Regions from separate parts of the Mus musculus genome. Here region 1 is linked to region 2. The links are chromatin loops, found by intact Hi-C in ENCODE. Cell type or tissue: heart. All regions are shown on one strand. Links, peaks and the distances in the headings refer to the core of each region. The heading gives the core; the rest is flanking DNA. Region 1 holds the start of Pomgnt1 (protein O-linked mannose beta 1,2-N-acetylglucosaminyltransferase). Region 2 holds the start of Uqcrh (ubiquinol-cytochrome c reductase hinge protein).

Evidence for each region. A loop is a pair of places that touch in the nucleus more often than their neighbours do. Peaks named below come from ENCODE experiments on the same cell type or tissue, not always from the same donor. Only the 100,000 strongest peaks of a DNase experiment are listed, where the experiment ranks them.
Region 1: it touches region 2 in a loop (5-fold over the local background); 3 of 42 quality-filtered maps call a loop at or near these places.

What each region holds. Positions count from the first base shown.
Region 1 is chr4:116,146,935-116,155,259 of GRCm38, forward strand. It overlaps Pomgnt1 (protein O-linked mannose beta 1,2-N-acetylglucosaminyltransferase), which reads left to right and starts at 3,584. Exons shown (of 22, transcript NM_026651.2): 1 at 3,584-3,683; 2 at 4,131-4,309; 3 at 4,886-5,000; 4 at 5,143-5,261; 5 at 5,775-5,840; 6 at 5,929-6,042; 7 at 6,617-6,734; 8 at 6,908-7,006; 9 at 7,158-7,285; 10 at 7,608-7,678; 11 at 7,897-7,972; 12 at 8,129-8,212; 13 at 8,295-8,325. The coding sequence starts at 4,190. In heart, for the core only: no CTCF peak of the experiment used is centred there; a DNase peak (open chromatin) is centred at 3,617; H3K4me3 peaks cover 2,269 bases; H3K27ac peaks cover 1,786 bases.
Region 2 is chr4:116,071,714-116,080,038 of GRCm38, forward strand. Uqcrh (ubiquinol-cytochrome c reductase hinge protein) reads right to left here and starts at 3,357. Exons shown (of 4, transcript NM_025641.3): 1 at 3,203-3,357. The coding sequence starts at 3,256. Lrrc41 (leucine rich repeat containing 41) reads left to right here and starts at 3,556. Exons shown (of 10, transcript NM_153521.2): 1 at 3,556-3,894; 2 at 7,676-7,762. The coding sequence starts at 3,696. In heart, for the core only: CTCF peaks have their summits at 1,685 (motif pointing left), 2,613 and 4,173; DNase peaks (open chromatin) are centred at 3,318, 3,768, 4,928, 5,458 and 1 weaker place; H3K4me3 peaks cover 5,262 bases; H3K27ac peaks cover 3,865 bases.

The sequences.
Region 1 (8,325 bases), core at 294-8,293, 75 kb after region 2:
AGTACACTGTAGCTGTCTTCAGACACACCAGAAGAGGGAGTCAGATCTTGTTACGGACGGTTGTGAGCCACCATGTGGTTGCTGGGATTTGAACTCTGGACCTTCAGAAGAGCAGTCGGGTGCTCTTACCCACTGAGCCATCTCACCAGCCCCCCCCCTTTTTTTTTAAAGATTTATTTATTATTATATCTAAGTACACTGTAGCTGTCTTCAGACACATCAGAAGAGAGCATCAGATCTCATTACAGGTGGTTGTGAGCCACCAGATGGTTGCTAGGATTTGAACTCAAGACCTTCAGAAGGGCAGTAAGTGCTCTTAACTTCTGAGCCATCTCACCAGCCCAGCCTAGCACTTCTGATCCTGCCTATTCCAAGTGTTGAGGTCACAAGTGTGCTCCATCATACCTTAGCTCTCCTTTTCATTACTTGACCCATGGTGTGTGGTGGTTTAAATGAGAATGGTCTCCATAGGCTCACATATTTGAATGCTTGGGTCTCAGTCAATGGAACTGTTTGGGAAGGACTAAGAGGTGTGGCCTTGTTGGAGGAAATGTGTCATTGGGGGTTGGCCTTGAGATTTCAAAATGCCCAAGCCATTCCGGGTTAGTTCTCTCTGCTTTGTGCTTGTGGATGGAGATGAGATTTGAGTTCTCAGCTAACAGTCCAGCACAATGCCTGCCTGCCCACCTAATGCCATCCCCAACCCCTGTGGTGGTCATGCATTCTAACCCTCTGAAACCCATGAACCTCAATTTTAAATACTTTTCCTTATAAGTTGCCTTGGTCCTGGTGTTTTGTCAGAGCAACTGAAAAGTAACTGTGGTTTTTATCCCATTAATTAATTTATTTATTCACTTTACATTCCAATCAAAGCCCCCCTGAGAAAGTTAGTAACTAAGTTTTTAGCCAGGGATTAGCAAAATATTTGCCTTTGTGAAAAATTGCCCTGGATTTTTGTTTTTTTGTTTTTTTCTTTTTTTGAGAGAGGGTTTCTCTGTGTAGATCTGGTTGTCCTGGAACTCACTCTGTAGACCATGCTAACTTCCAAGTAAGAGATCTGCCTGCCTCTGCCTCCCAAGTGCTAAGATTAAAGGTGTGTACTACCACCATCTAGCCTTACTCTGGACTTTCCTTTCTTTCTCTCTCTCTCTCTCTCTCTCTCTCTCTCTCTCTCTCTCTCTCTCTTTCTTTCTTCCTTCCTTTCTTTTGTTTTTTTGTTTGTTTGTTTTTGTTTTTGTTTCAAGACAGGGTTTCTCTTTATAACCCTGGCTATCCTGGAACTCACTCTGTTGACCAGGCTGGCCTCAAACTCAGAAATCCACCTGCCTCTGCCTCCCAAGTGCTGGGATACTCTGGACTTTTCAAGGAGCAAGGAAGAATGGAGAAGCAGAGGAAAAACTCTGAATCAAGGAGATTAACTCAAAACCAAAACCAAAAGTGCAACAGCAACAGCACAAAAGTGCAACAGCACGAAAGTGCAACAGCACGAAAGTGCAACAGCACGAAAGTGCAACAGCAACAGCACAAAAGTGCAACAGCAACAGCACAAAAGTGCCTGCAACAGCACAAAAGTGCAACAGCACAAAAGTGCCTGCAACAGCACAAAAGTGCAATAGCAACAGCACAAAAGTGCCTGCAACAGCACAAAAGTGCAACAGCAACAGCACAAAAGTGCCTGCAACAGCACAAAAGTGCAACAGCACAAAAGTGCAACAGCACAAAAGTGCAACAGCACAAAAGTGCAACAGCACAAAAGTGCAACAGCACAAAAGTGCAACAGCACAAAAGTGCCTGCAACAGCAGGTTGGAGAGAATTAGAGGCACAAGTGAAAGAATCAGGCAACAGATGAGTTCATCTGTTTCAAATGGTATTCAATATTGTTCAAAGAAACAAAGGATTTCAACTATCATGACAGTTGATTTCAACTGACATCACTGGAAAAAGACAAAGGGAGGCCCAGCTATATGGCCTGATACAATTTCCCAAGCAAAGGAATCCAGAAGAGATCTGAGAGCAGGTAGAGATGATGTCAGTAGCTGTGAAATTGTGGGTCTTGTGAAGAGATGCAGCAGGCAGGGGAGCCTGGCGCTCAGACACAGGGGAGCCTGGCGCTCAGACACAGGGGAGCCTGACGCTCAGGAGGGAATCTAGGACTGCACATGCAAGTTTGAGAATCTGGACATTAATAAGGATCATGAGAAGACAAGATCATGGACAGTAAACCTGACGACAGAAGAGGGTCAGAGGCTAATGTGAGAACTTCTGCTGACTTGATTTTTTTAAAAAGACTTATTTTATATATGTGAGTACAATGTCATTGTCACTATCTTCAGACACACCAGAAGAGGGCATCAGATCCCATTACAGATGGTTGTGAGCCACCATGTGGTTGCTGGGAATTGAACCCAGGATCTCTGGTAGAGCAGTCAGTGCTCTTAACCACTGAGCCATCTCTCCAGCCCCTGCTTTTTTTGATGTTTAAATAAGAAAAACTTCAGTATAAAGAACATGTAAAAAACCAAAACATTTTTTGTTTCTCAGAGCAGGTTGCACTTCAAAATCCTGACTTGTTCTAGAACTCATGTTGTAGACCAAGTTGACCTTGAATCTATGGCAATCCTCCTTCCTCAGTTCCTAAGTGCTGGGAACCCAGGAGTGAGCTACTGTGGGTCTTAGCATCTTGTTATGAAAGTGGACTTGCCTCACACAGCCTTCCCTCACCTATATAGGAATGCAACACCACTTCCAACCTGGCAAGCACTGCTATCATATCGAAAGATGCCAACACTTTTGGAGTCCTCAAAAAAAAAAAAGTGTAAATAAATAAAGTGTTGCTGGGCATGTTGTACACTCCTTTAATCCTAGCATTTAGGAGGCAGAGACAGGTGAATTTCTGTGAGTTCAAGTTCAGCCGGGTCTACATAAGGAGTTCCAGGATAGCTAGGGCTATAAGGAGATAGGTAAGCTCCTGCTTCCTCAGAAAAGAACTAATCAGGAGCTGGAGATGGCTCAGTGGTTAAGCACACCTGGTGCTCTTCTAGAGGAGCGGTTGGGATCACAACTTTAATTTGGGCTCCAGGGGTATCAGACTGAGGTCTAGTCTCTTCAAGGAGCGCCCGCACTACCTGCACATGCACACAATCAAAGAGCATTTTTGGTTTTCTTTAAAGATGGGGTAGTCACGGTGCCTCTTAATCATGGTTTATGAAATCGAGTTAACGTAAGCGCTCAAAATAGTAGCGGAGCAGGTTTCTAATCCTCTCCTCCCCGGCCTGGAAACAGCCTTGCGGGGCTGGGCCAGGCCTCGGAGCTGCAGCCCTCTGATCCTGGCTTGCCCAGTGAGCTGGCCCGAGGTCCCGGAATGCCGCTTGCTCCGGCTCCGCGGTGCGGGGATGTGCTCTCGCCCGAGGTCCACTCGTGCGGACCGTAACCCTGCCAGACAGGCAGAGTACGCCGGCTCCCCTCGCGCTGCAGACGCCCGGCCGCGGCCGCCGCCCTAAGCGCCGCCCGCCGCCCTCTCACCCCGCGGCGGCGGCGGCGGCGGAAGCGGCGGGGCGGGCCGGCCGGGCCGGGGCGGGGCGCGAGAGGCATGGAGGAGGCGGAGGCCGCGGAGGCCGCGGCGCGCGGGGCCGAGCTGTGCGGGCCCGAGCGCGGCCCGAGCGGGGCCCGGGGCCCCTGAGCCGTAAGTGCCTCCCAGTGCGGGTCTCAGAGGGGTGATGCGGGCTGGGTGGGTCTTCTGAACCTTCCGGCGTCCCTGATCCCTGAGAGGAGAGGAGTTGAGCCAGATGGGAAGAGACGAGGGTGGAGGATTGGGGTGCAGGAGGTCGCTGTTACTGTTCTACCCCAGGGCTGGGAAGGACTGGGATTTGGACCTTTTAAGGACTGATGAATCGTTAAGAGTTGATTGAGTTACTGGCCTCCGCCGCTAAGGCCCTGATCCTGCACACAGTTCCTCTAGCCCCAGGGAATTTTCAGGTGATCCAACTCCTCCAAAGATTTTCTGGCCAGACCCAGAGAAGTTAAGCCACGTTGCCTAGGGCACACAGCTCAGCAGTTTGCTGAGAGAAGTCATTCCAGAAGGCATTAAGCTTTGGGACAAGCATCTTACTCTATGTGACTCTATATATAGTCCCCTCAGATTCCTGAAGTCATGGACTGGCCGGGACAGGGGTGACTCCCTAATCCAGTATGGATGACTGGAAGCCCAGTCCCCTCATCAAGCCCTTTGGGGCTAGGAAGAAACGGAGCTGGTACCTTACCTGGAAGTATAAACTGACAAACCAGCGGGCCCTGAGGAGATTCTGTCAGGTAAATGAGGTCCCACGTGTCCCAAAAGCTGCTCCCTAACTTTACTCTAACAGACTAGGAACTAACTACCTTGGCTATCAAGAAGAGGCAGCAAATTCCTGGAGGGGAAACCTCTGTCTGTTACAGCCTTCTCAGGCAGTGGTTTAGAGCCAGGATTCTGGAATCAGAACCCTAGTCTGACCTCGGCATCCAACAGAAACCAGAAGTCTGGTCAGGCAGGCTTTGCCCCTGACACCCAACTGTCAGGCAGTGTGGCCCACGTTCTTCTGTGTCTCTGGCTCTCCGCTGTGGTTCTCGGGTCCTAAATCCATCTCAAGGAACTAGTTATGGAGGGGACCAAGGAAGTCAAGGACTCAAATGGGAAAATACAAGACCACGGGGTAGGAAGGACCTGGTTGGTGGAGGGAAACCTGCCAGGGAACATTCTCTGGGAGATGGCCACAAATCCGTGTCCTTATTGGGAACCAGAAAGTGGAGAGACTGGTCCCTGTGTCCTCTTCAGCCAAGGTCATACTTTCAGAAGGCCCTTGTGATCTGGAGAGGGCTGGCTGCAGTCACCCCCATTTTCCTACTCAGACAGGGGCTGTGCTTTTCCTGCTGGTGACCGTCATTGTCAACATCAAGTTGATCCTGGACACTCGGAGAGCAATCAGCGAGGCCAATGAAGACCCAGAACCAGAGCAAGACTATGGTGGGGACCAGCTGAGGGTGCGGGAGGGGGGCGGGGGACGGGACGGGACCTGGGGTCTCATGGCAGGAATGGCGTGCACATCCCACAGGGTGTGACTCTGCTAGTGAGTCATCGCCCACGCCTGTTACAATTCCCTCTCCAGATGAGGCCCTAGGACGTCTGGAGTCCCCTCGGCGCAGAGGCAGCAGTCCCCGACGGGTGCTGGATGTGGAAGTATACTCCAGTAGAAGCAAAGTGTATGTGGCTGTGGATGGCACCACGGTGAGTTGGACCAGCATCTTCAGTCCATTCAGAGCACGGTGGGAACCGTCACCCTCTGCCTATTGGCTTGGACTTATTAGGATTAAGTAAATGGTCTATGAAATGTCTATGTGGCGAAGGCTTGGCAGTGATCAGGGGCGTTAGCGGGCAGCTAACTCCCTTATTTACTTATTATGTAACCACTTCCTAATCCCTTTGGCTTCAGCCTTGGGCCAGCCACTGGGGTCCTAGAGGTAATGGGACTTGCCCTTCCCAGAGAGGCTCACTGGTAGAGAGTTAGCAGAGACAGTCCAGGGCTCTTGGTGCCAGGGAAGTGTTAAAAGGTGGATGGTAAAGCGACGAAACCTTTGCCGATGAGGGTACCATGGGGGCTTTCTGGGAGAGTCAGCCTTCTGTCTGAGTTAGAACCGTAGACAGTGATAATAGAGCAGGCTGCTGTGGTTCCTGCTTCTAAGATGGAGTCACCGTGAGCGCCAGGGTGAATAGCTGGATTCTGTTTCTGCCGCTGTGTAGGTGCTCGAGGATGAAGCCCGGGAGCAGGGCCGAGGCATCCATGTCATAGTCCTCAACCAGGCCACGGTGAGCTTAAGGATGGGAGAGCCCGAGGGCCGAAGCTGGGCTTGCTTTGCTGATGACCCCGTCTCATAAGAGGGTTTGCTCCTGCCAGGGCCACGTGATGGCAAAGCGCGTGTTTGACACATACTCTCCTCATGAGGATGAGGCCATGGTGCTGTTCCTCAACATGGTGGCCCCCGGCCGCGTGCTGATCTGCACGGTGAAGGTCAGTGAGGCCCCCTAGCTCTGGCTCTGCTCGGCAGCAGAAAGAACATCTAGAGAAAGGTGGTCAAGTTCCAGACTGAGCCTAGCTTTTTGTTTTTCTTTTGTTTGTAATCAGTACAGTGGTTTCTGAGCTCTGTGCCAGGTACTGCAGCATTGAATGCTGAAGATACAATACAAGACAGATTCCCTACCGCCCCGGAGCTCACATCTCAGTGGTGGCGATGAAAACAGTCAGCTCAGCCAGTAGTCTCAGGAAATGAAATAAAGAGGGGGATGATGGGGCTGCATTTTAGGGAGGGAGCACCTCTTTTTGGAGGGTGGCAGGATGCAGGCGCCGGGCACATGGGTAAAGGGCTGACTTTTAGTATCTGAGTGACTTGGGATGAGTCTCAGACTCTTAAGCCTTTCATACTTTTTTTTGTCTGTGAAAGAGAGTAACCAAAGAGTATTGTTGGAGTCGGTGAGTCGACTTACGTAAAAGGTTTTATATGTAGTGCTTGAAACGTAGCCAGTACTGAGTGAGGCCAGGTCTCCTGGGCCCACACAAGTCATGACTATCTGTTTTGGTCCTCCAGGATGAGGGTTCCTTCCACCTCAAGGACACAGCAAAGGCTCTGCTGAGGAGCCTGGGAAGTCAGGCAGGCCCTGCCCTTGGCTGGAGGGACACCTGGGCCTTCGTGGGACGAAAAGGAGGTGTGGGGACCAAGGCTGTCCACCCTGTAGTATCAAGGGAGGAGAAGAACGATAGGAGAGAGGATGCTGTGGGAAGGGAGTAGATTAGAGTCAATGAAAAGGGGCAAGGGTTGGGGGGAAGCCCCATTCTCGAGGCTGGGCCTTCATTGTCCCTCATTCCTGCCTTTGGCCAGGTCCTGTACTTGGCGAGAAACATTCTAAATCTCCTGCCCTCTCCTCCTGGGGTGACCCAGTCCTGCTGAAGACAGATGTGCCACTGAGCTCAGCTGAAGGTGGGCTTAGTGTGGGTGGGGCTCGGGCAGCGTTTGAGCAGAGAATGGACATTTGGATCCTCAATGAGGCTGGTTTTTCCTTGCCTGTGTGCTTGGGGCTTCCCCAACATAGCTGGTAAGATTCCCGAATCCTGTTGACTTCCTCCCTCAGAGGCTGAGTGTCACTGGGCAGATACGGAGTTGAACCGCCGCCGCAGGCGCTTCTGCAGCAAAGTGGAGGGCTACGGGAGCGTGTGCAGCTGCAAGGACCCGACGCCTATTGAGTTCAGCCCTGACCCAGTAAGTGGGGTCAGGGCAGTGAGGTTCTGACTCCTTCCCAGCTTAGCAGAAGGCCTTAGGACCAGTCCACAACGTAGGTTTCCTCTGCCTTGATCTGGTAGGGGCTGAGGATGTGTGTATACTAAACTCTGAAGACAGGTTGGGGTTGGGACAGACTGTGTTTCCAGGGCTGGGTAGACTGTGTGGAAAGACAAGAACAAGGAAGACCCTTGGCCCTTCACTATCTGCTCTGAGACCCTTCACTGCACTGAGAATTCGTCCCTAAATGGAGATCCTAGTTGGAAGGGGGAATAAGGGAAGCTAAAAGCTGTTTCTCACACAGCTTCCAGACAATAAGGTCCTCAATGTGCCTGTGGCTGTCATTGCAGGGAACCGGCCCAATTACCTGTACAGGTGAGCCTGGAAGTGGGCGGGACTCAGCACTGAACAGGGGGTGCTCAGGGAGTGGGTGGTGCTTTAGCTCGACTTCTTGTACGAGGAACTATTAAAGGAGGCAAAAAGGCAGCAGATGCTAAGCCTGTTCTACACAGAGCATATGGGCCTGTTTATAAACACGGGAGTTGTGAATTGAGAGGAGAAAGAGCCCTAATCTACTTTCCTGGGCTCCTCAGGATGCTGCGCTCTCTGCTCTCAGCCCAAGGGGTATCTCCACAGATGATAACGGTCTTCATTGATGGCTACTATGAGGTGAGTGCGGCTGGGGCCTCAGGCGGACCAGCACAGCAGCCTACGGGTGCTAAAAAGCAGGGATCAGTGAGGGCTGTGAAATATGAGAGGCTTGACATGTTGGGGCCTGCAGAGGTGGGGACGGTAGCACACAGTGACTGGTGACCGTGCCCTCAGGAGCCAATGGATGTGGTGGCGCTGTTTGGTCTGAGAGGCATCCAGCATACTCCTATCAGCATCAAGAACGCCCGTGTGTCTCAGGTATTCCTTGGCAAGGGTGGAAGGGGCAGATACCTGGCCCCACCCCCTGCCTCAGGTCTTATGTGCCCAATTCCCCACCTAGCACTACAAGGCCAGCCTCACTGCCACTTTCA
Region 2 (8,325 bases), core at 120-8,119:
ACAGAGTGAGTTCCAGGACAGCCAGGGCTACACAGAGAGACCATGTCTCGAAAAAAAAAAAAAAAAAACCAACCCCCCCACCCCCCAAAAAAAACCAAAACAAAACAAATAACAACCTATAATAACTAAAAAATAGCTAAACTTTGTTTATATCCCAAACCAAGTTTAGAGGAAAACTAACTTAAAAATATTTTCACTATTTTTTTTTTAACTGCAGGGGTGTGTATGTGTGTACGCACATATGAAAATGCAGGTGCCTGTAGAGGTGCTCTCAAGTTGAATTTGGAATATGAATATGGTCAAACCTAAATCCTTCTTTAGTCAACTTAAAGTTATAATCACTGCCTTTTAACTTGCAGATAAATATAAGAAAAGGGAACACCAGGCCCCACATAATCTATTTCTAATTCCACTGTATAACTTTTAATTAGTTTCCTTTCTTTCCCTAATTGTAAAAATTACCTGTTGGAGCACAGGTCCTAAATCTGGCACATGGCACAGTGATCTGTCTGCTGTAGATACAGGTATCCACAGTTGGGAGAAGATAAAGACACACAGGGAAATGAGCTCAACAACCATGTTTCCCAAATCCTAACCAAGACAGTACCCTACAAGTGAGGACAGGAGGTGCCACTGTAACCTCTGCTCTTTACTCTTTTTGTGATTGGCAAGGTTTCTCCTAAGTGTAAAGATGTTACATAGAATATAGATGCTAGTTTTTCATCAATAAGGTTTCTTAAAACGCCTTTCAAGAATTTATTAAGGGGCTGGAGAGATGGCTCAGCGGTTAAGAGCATTGACTGCTCTTCCAGAGGTCCTGAGTTCAATTCCCAGCAACCACATGGTGGCTCACAACCATCTGTAATGTGATCTGATGCCCTCTTTGCTAGCAGGGCTGGAGCAGGCAAGCAGGCGGGCAGGCAGGTGGGGGGGTGGGGGGGATATAAAAAAAAAAGAATTAAAGGGATAGAGAGATGGCTCAGTAGCTAAGAGAACTTGCTGTTCTTGCAAAAGAATCAGCTTTGACTCTCTTTTTTAAAGATTTATATTTAAGTATATGAGTGGTTTATCTGCATGTATACCTGCATGTCAGACAGAACAAGGCATTAGATCATTAGATTAGACAGAAGAGGGCATTATAGATGGTTGTGAGCCACTATGTGCTTGCTGAGAATTGAAGAACAGCCAGTGTTCTCAACCACTGAGCCATCACTCCAGCCCCACTAGATTTGACTCTTAACACCCACATGTCACCTCAAGACCATCTCTACCTCCAGTCCCAGGGGATCCAACACCATCTTCCAGCCACATATGTAGGTAAAACAATTGTATGCATAAAAATAAACTATTTTTTAAAATTCACAAAGAAAAAGTATCCCCCTAAAAAGATCCTCTGACATCAGAGCTCAGTGGTAAAGAATACCTGAGGCCCTGGGTCCAAGTCCTAAAACCATCAGGTAAAATTGCTTGCTACCAAGCCCGACAACCCGAGTTTGATCCCAGGAGCCCATGTGAAAGGACCTACAGACAGAAGCATGCACAAACCAACACCTATACATGCTCACAAAAGATGGCTCAGCAGTTAAGAGCACTTGTCTCTCTTCCAAAAAAACCCTGGCTCTTCCTAGCTCCTACATGGTTGCTCACAAACGTTAACTCCAGTTCCAGAAGATCTAGTGCCCTCTTATGGTCTCAGAGGGCATCAGGCATTGCAAGTGGTGCAAAGGTATACATGTAAGCAAAATACAAATATACACTTAAAGTAAAAATAAAATCGGGGGGGGGGGGGGACACACCTGAAATTAGCATTCTAGAAGCAAGACAACTGTGTCATTTCCCAATTGGCATTACTATAACAACACTAATGTGCTAAAAACACCATGCTAAACAAATCCAAATACAGGTCTAATTCTGTTTCCACCAATGAGAAAATCCAAAGTCACACTGAATAAAAAGATTTCATCTCCATTCATTATGGATCTTTCACAAAATTAATTTAACTTTCTTCATTTTATTATTTGATTTGTTGGTTTATTGTTTTTTTGAGAAAGGATCTCTATAGTCCTGGCTGTCATGGAGTTTGATATGAAGACCAGGATGGCTCTGAACTTACAGAGATCCTCCTGCCATTGCCTCCTGAGTGTTGGGATTAAAGACACGGACCACCATGCCCAACTTTCTTAATTTTAAAACTTCTATCTGCTGTGGTATCCTGTTAAACTTTCTGAGAATGAAAACTTGAAAAAATTAAGGGATAAATAATTTGCCAACTAATTAATCCATTAAGCCCTGATGGCTTGTCCTGAAGTAGACAAGACAAATGCACAGGAAATGGAAGCAAAGTGAGTCTCGGGCTAGAGCTCTGGCTCTCAAGCCTGGACGTCTGCATTGGAGTCCCAGTTGTATTGTCTTGCTAGTTGTGTGCCCTCATTCAAGATAAACTTCCTTGCTTGCTGCCTCATGTAATAAAAGTGACAAAAATATATAATGTACCTGATATTTACCTCATGGGGAAACTGTGCAAGTTAAGTATCTTAGTGCATATAAAGCACTCAGCACATAAGCAGCCAATATTTATCACAATGATGCTCAACTTGGGAAAGAGCTCCCTCTTGCACCACAGAATTACACTACACATTCTTAAACTGTCCCCAAAGGCACAAGTCCTCGGCCATCTCCATCCCAAAAGATAAAGAACCGCTTTTTGTTGGAGATGCTGGGAAGCGAATACAGGGCTTGTTAATGCTAGGCAAGAGCTTTACCATGAAGCTACACCCCAACTCCTGAAAGCACTTTTCCGAAGACTAGGGTCCCCGAAATCTCCATAAATAAATTCTGACCTAAGCTACGTTAAAGACTAACGTTAGTTTTTTGCTTCACGCACTTATCAAGTTAGAACCTCAAAACATTTATCAAATTAGAACCTCAAAAACCTGGGGGGGGGTTGTTTGTTTGTTTACACAAGTTTATCAGTGCAGCATTATAAACTCCAGTTACACTTTCACATTCCTGGTTTGGGGAAGCCAATCCCGAGAAAGACTAGCTATTAATCTGCCCAAGGTCAACCAAAGAATTCTGAAGGTAAGTAACGGAAACCACCTCTCTGGACCCCGCAAACCCTAGGCTATAAACCCGGACTAAGAGAGCCCCGGGAGGTGCTTTGTTGAGCTAGGTCCCGGGCCCGCCAACCTCGAAGCCTTACCTCTTTGGGGTCTCCAGATCCAGTGAGCATCTTTCGTTCGTCCTCTAGTCCCATGTCGGGAGCCGGTTTGGGATCCAACAAGCGCAACCAGAGTAGTACTCCACTTCAGGTTTAAGAAGGACTAGTAAGGGTCACTCGACGGATATCCGGCGACCTGGCCGGAAGTGCGGCATACTCCTCGTAGTCCCGAACACACGCACAAATTGGGCTGTACTACTCGCTAGCTACGAGACGTAGGGGGAGCTGCTATATACGCCTGCAAAGAATTTGCTAAGAAACATCCTTTCGGTCACTTCTTGCCCAAATGTGTTGATCTACAGTATTTTTCCAAGTAGTATTCCCTAAGATACTTGAGTCATCTGCTCCTCTGTTTGACGATCTTTTAATGTTGTTTCTGTTCTTCCCCATATCCCTTATGGAGCGGTCCTAAAAGCTGACCTCTTCAAGATGGCGGCCCGCGGGTGTCATTCTCGGGCTCGCGCACCTCCCCAAGATGGCGGCGCCCGAGGCCTGGCGCGCCCGGAGTTGCTGGTTCTGTGAGGTAGCGGCAGCAACGACCATGGAGGCCACGTCCCGGGAGGCGGCGCCAGCGAAGAGCTCGGCCTCGGGCCCCAGCGCTCCCCCCGCCCTGTTCGAGCTGTGCGGGCGGGCAGTGAGCGCCCATATGGGGGTTCTGGAGAGCGGGGTGTGGGGTAAGTCGCGGAGTGAGGGGCGACCTCCGGCAGCGAGCGGGGGCGGCCCGGCGGCCAGGGGGCGCGGGGGGCGAGGCCGAGAGGCCCGGGGCCAGGCCCAGCTGGGAGCCCCGGGAGTTCGATGGTGGAGTCGGAACAGAAATTCCGTGACTGACAGGGCGGGACGGAGTGAAGCCTGAGACCGAGGGAGCCGGTGAAGCCGAGCCGCGGCTCGCCTGGGGGGCGCGGGGGGCGAGGCCAGAAGGCCCGGTACGGGGCAGAGCTGCCAGGGCCCTAGCGACGGGGGCTGGAGTAGCAGGCCGGAGCCACAGGCTCGGAACTGACACTGGGCTGGACCGGACTGAACGGAGGATTCTCGGATCTCGAACCGACGGGGCAGGGATGGCCGGGCTGCCCCGGGGCAGGGACCGACTTTGGCAGGCCCGACCCGAGGCAAGGAGGCCAGGCCCGCAGCCACCTGCGCTGCCGGCCCGGGGCCTCCGCTGTCCGCCGGGCACACCACCGGTACCTGGACTCCGGGAGCCCCGCGGATGGGCGGGGTGGGACAGCCCAGTGGAGAGCGAGCGAGGGACCGGAGTCGCGGGGAGAAGCCGAAAAGGCTGGGAGCGCCGTGGCCTGTTTGACGGCCCGAGCGAGGGCTGAAGGGAGCGCACCGACGCCCCAGACCTCGCTGCTAAACTGAGCTGCGGGTCTGCCCGCCGAGCAGGTAGCGCCGGTGGCCTTCTGGATGGACCGGGGCGGTGGTGGAGAAGGTAGGAAAGTGAGTGGAGGGCTCCGGGAGACGCTCCGTAAGCACGGACAGGCTCGGGAGACCGGCCGGCGGGAAGGGCCGAAGAGGCCTCAGGCCGGGCAGGGGCCAGGGTATCCCGGACTGCGGAGCTAGAGTCGGGTGAGACGCGTCATGGGGAAGAGGCCTTGGGCCGAATAGGAGGGAGCCGAGGCCTTAGTTGTGAGAGCGGCCGGTACGGAGGGGCTGGACCCGGCTAGACAGTCCGCTCCGCTCCGGTGTGAGCCAAGGCCTTCTGCTCCCCGACCAGATGGCAAGGAGGCCCTGCTGGAGGAGGATACCGCAGGCCAGCGGCCTGGCAACTTAAGCGGGGAAAGGGTCCACGACGTGAAAAGTGAGAGTAGAGAGTTAAAGAGAAAGTTAGGGCCTTCAGGGGAGACAAGGGAGGGAGGCCATGGGCCTGACAGAATTGGTGCTAGTGGAGTAGGGTCAGGCTGAAGTTGGATGAGATCACAGGTCGGGCCAGACGGAAGGTGGAGGAGGAGAGGGTAACATCAGAGGAGGCTCCTGGCCTTGGAGTGTGCAGGGGATGTGCCACCGGGACTATCCAAGGTGGTGGTGACATCTTTGCCAGAAGGCAGGCCCTGGTCCGTTAAGAACTGAGAGTGAGGGTTTTGTTAAGCCCCAGGAGGTGGGTTTGCAGGATTGCTGCCCCAGAATAGGTTGTAAGGCCTTAGAGTGGCCAGCACTGCTGAGAAGGCCCAAGCGCCTTCCAGGAGGTGGGGGTGGGGGAGAAGAGATGGATAAGAAGTCCTCAGGCCCTGTGTGAGCAGAGGAGATTGTGGAGGCCCCGTGCCAAGCTGCGCAGAAAAAGGTCAGGCTGACCCTATGGTGAATGGAAGGAAAGGCCTCCCTGGGGTTGAACAGGGGCTCAGAGAAGTCCTGGAAATGTGGCAGCCTGTTATCAGCCTGGAGAGTCTTTAGATGCTGATCTTGGCTAGAAGAGGAGTTGGGTGTTAATGGAGGCCCTGACTTGCAAAGAGGAAGCATTTAAAAGGAAAAAAGTACGGCTGGAAGCAAGCAAGGAACCTGTCTTAAGAATAAAGGAACAGTAGACTTTGTAGTTTGAAGAGATGAGAATTCCTGTGAGAGGTGTGAGAGGGGATTGCTAAGCAGGAGGGAGCAGAGTCCAAAGGAAAAGGGGGAAGCTCTGAAGGCATGGCTTTTCTTTCTGTGTACTCATCACTACTTCATTGTTCCCAGTTGAGAAGAGACAGGAGAACCTGCAGTGGGCTAGATCCAGTAAATAGCCACCCAGTCAGTAAGAACTTGACTCTGTAAGAACTTTTAGAGGTGCCAAGAAAAAGGCCTGTCAAGCGCTGCTGTTTCAGAGGGAGGCCTCAGGGTGAGCTAGGGAGCAGTCAGGAAAGGCTTCTGCCATTAGTGGACTAGCACTGAAGAGAGGGGAGTAAGTGGAGGCAACCCAAGTGTGTAGTGAGAGACAGTGGGCCAGGGAGATGCTCAGCAGGTCAGGCCAGACACTGCCATCAGCCTGACAACCTCAAGGCCATTCCTGGGACCCAACTAGCAGAATTGGATCTGCAAGTGACTGTCCTCTGACCTCATTCCTGCTGTGTGCCACATCTCTCAGTGATCTCTCATGATGAGAAAAGTTCATCGATGGTAGATGACCTTAAATATCAGGGTGTGAGATTTGAACTTTATCTTGTATGGAGTAGAGAGCTTTTGAAAGGTTTTGATCAGAGTATGTCATCGGGGGGGGGGGAGAGAAGAGGAGAGAGAGAGAGAATATAAAGATAGATGTCAGAGAAACAGTGTGTCAGATGATAGACCTACATTACTATAATAGCACAGGGAATTAATGTTCTCATTCAACAGGTACAGTGAATATTAATGAGTACCTAATAGATAAAAAAAAAGTACACTAGATTCTTAGGCCTCATGATTCAGTTATTCTTCAAGTAAAGAGAAAGTACACTGAGGAAAAGCTGTGTGTGCTGACTCACACCTGTAATCCTAGTTCTCAGGAGGCTGAGACAGAAGGATTGCCTCAAGTTACAAGGACGCTAGGAGAAAGACCCTGACTTTAAAAAACAGAGGTACGGGAAAGAGAGTATTCCTTTTACACAGGACAGGACAGTTGGGTTCCTAGCACCCATATCAGATCAAAACTGCATAGAACTCCGGTTCCAGTGGCCCAACACCTTTCAGCCTCTGCAGGCACCCTCACTCACTTGCACGTACCTCTATATAGACACACATATACATGCAATTTTAAAATAAAATATTTTTTAAAATGTAGGTCAAAGAATGAAAGTTTTGGTATAACTACAAGATCGTAAGCTTAATAGAGTAGAGATGCATAGACAGAATGAACATAATAATAGCCAGTATTCATTGATCTTATGGGCAGGTATTGTGTTAAACAAATTACAAGCATGATCTTTAATGTCATGAGGTAGTCATTTCTAATCTATTCCCTCTTCATACAACTCCTAATACACACATTTTGTTTTATTGAATCAGGATTTCGCTTTATTATCCCTGGCTGTCCTGGTACTCATTATGTAGCTCCAGCTAGCTTGAACTTGCAGCAGTCCTCCTGCCTCAGCCTCCCAAATGCTGGAGTAAGATTTTCCCCAACTTCTCTCTCTCTCTCTCTCTCTCTCTCTCTCTCTCTCTCTCTCTCTCTCTCTCTCTCTGCCGGGGGAAGAATAAATAAAGGCAATCCATAATCAAGACTAGCTTTGAATTCCTGATATTCTTGGTTCCAGGGAAAAACTGGTTTTGTTTTTTAAAGTATAATGAATTAGAGAAGAGTTATCTTTAATTTTCATGAGTATTTACTACCTTCATAGGAAGGTAGTAGCTCAGAGTATACTCAGAGCCCAGCCCAGCCTAGGCAGAAGTTTGCTGACCTCAGTGAGCAAGCAGCTTAGTTTTCCTTTCCTCTGAATTTCCAGCTGCCTTAAGATAGATAATGTTTAGAACCCAAGAAGGGAAAAAGTAAACTTTGTGTTTTGGTTTTTGTAGCCCTCCCAGGCCCAATACTTCAAAGCATCTTACCTCTGCTCAATATATATTACTTGGAGAGGATTGAGGAAACTGCTCTCAAAAAAGGTAAGTGCCTTTCTTACTCTTTCTCAGTCAATGATTGACAACACCATGGTATTCTTCAGGTAACTGATAACCAATTAGGACTTTGTGATCTTCAAAAAAGTACCTTTAATCCCAGAATTTAGGAGGTAGAGGCCAGTTTATCTCCTTAAGTTTGAGGCCAGCCTGGTCTACGGATTCAGTTCTAGTCCAGCCAAGGCTACATAGTGAGACCCTGTCTCAAAGAACAAAAGATAGAAACACCTGCATAGTACTGGAGAGACAGCTTAGTGGGTTAAGAGCACTTGCTGTTCCTAGGAAAAACCTCGGTTTGGGTCCCATGTGGCAGTTGACAAGGACATAATTCTAGTTGCAGCAATCTAGCATCCTCTTCTGGCCTCTGTGGGCAGCAGACATGTAGTATAATATACTTGAAGACAAAACATACCACATGAAAAAAAGAAATACTTTTTTTTTTTTGGTTTTTCGAGACAGGGTTTCTCTGTGTAGCCCTGGCTGTCCTGGAACTCACTCTGTAGACCAGGCCGACCTCAAACTCAGAAATTCACCTGTCTCTGCCTCCCAAG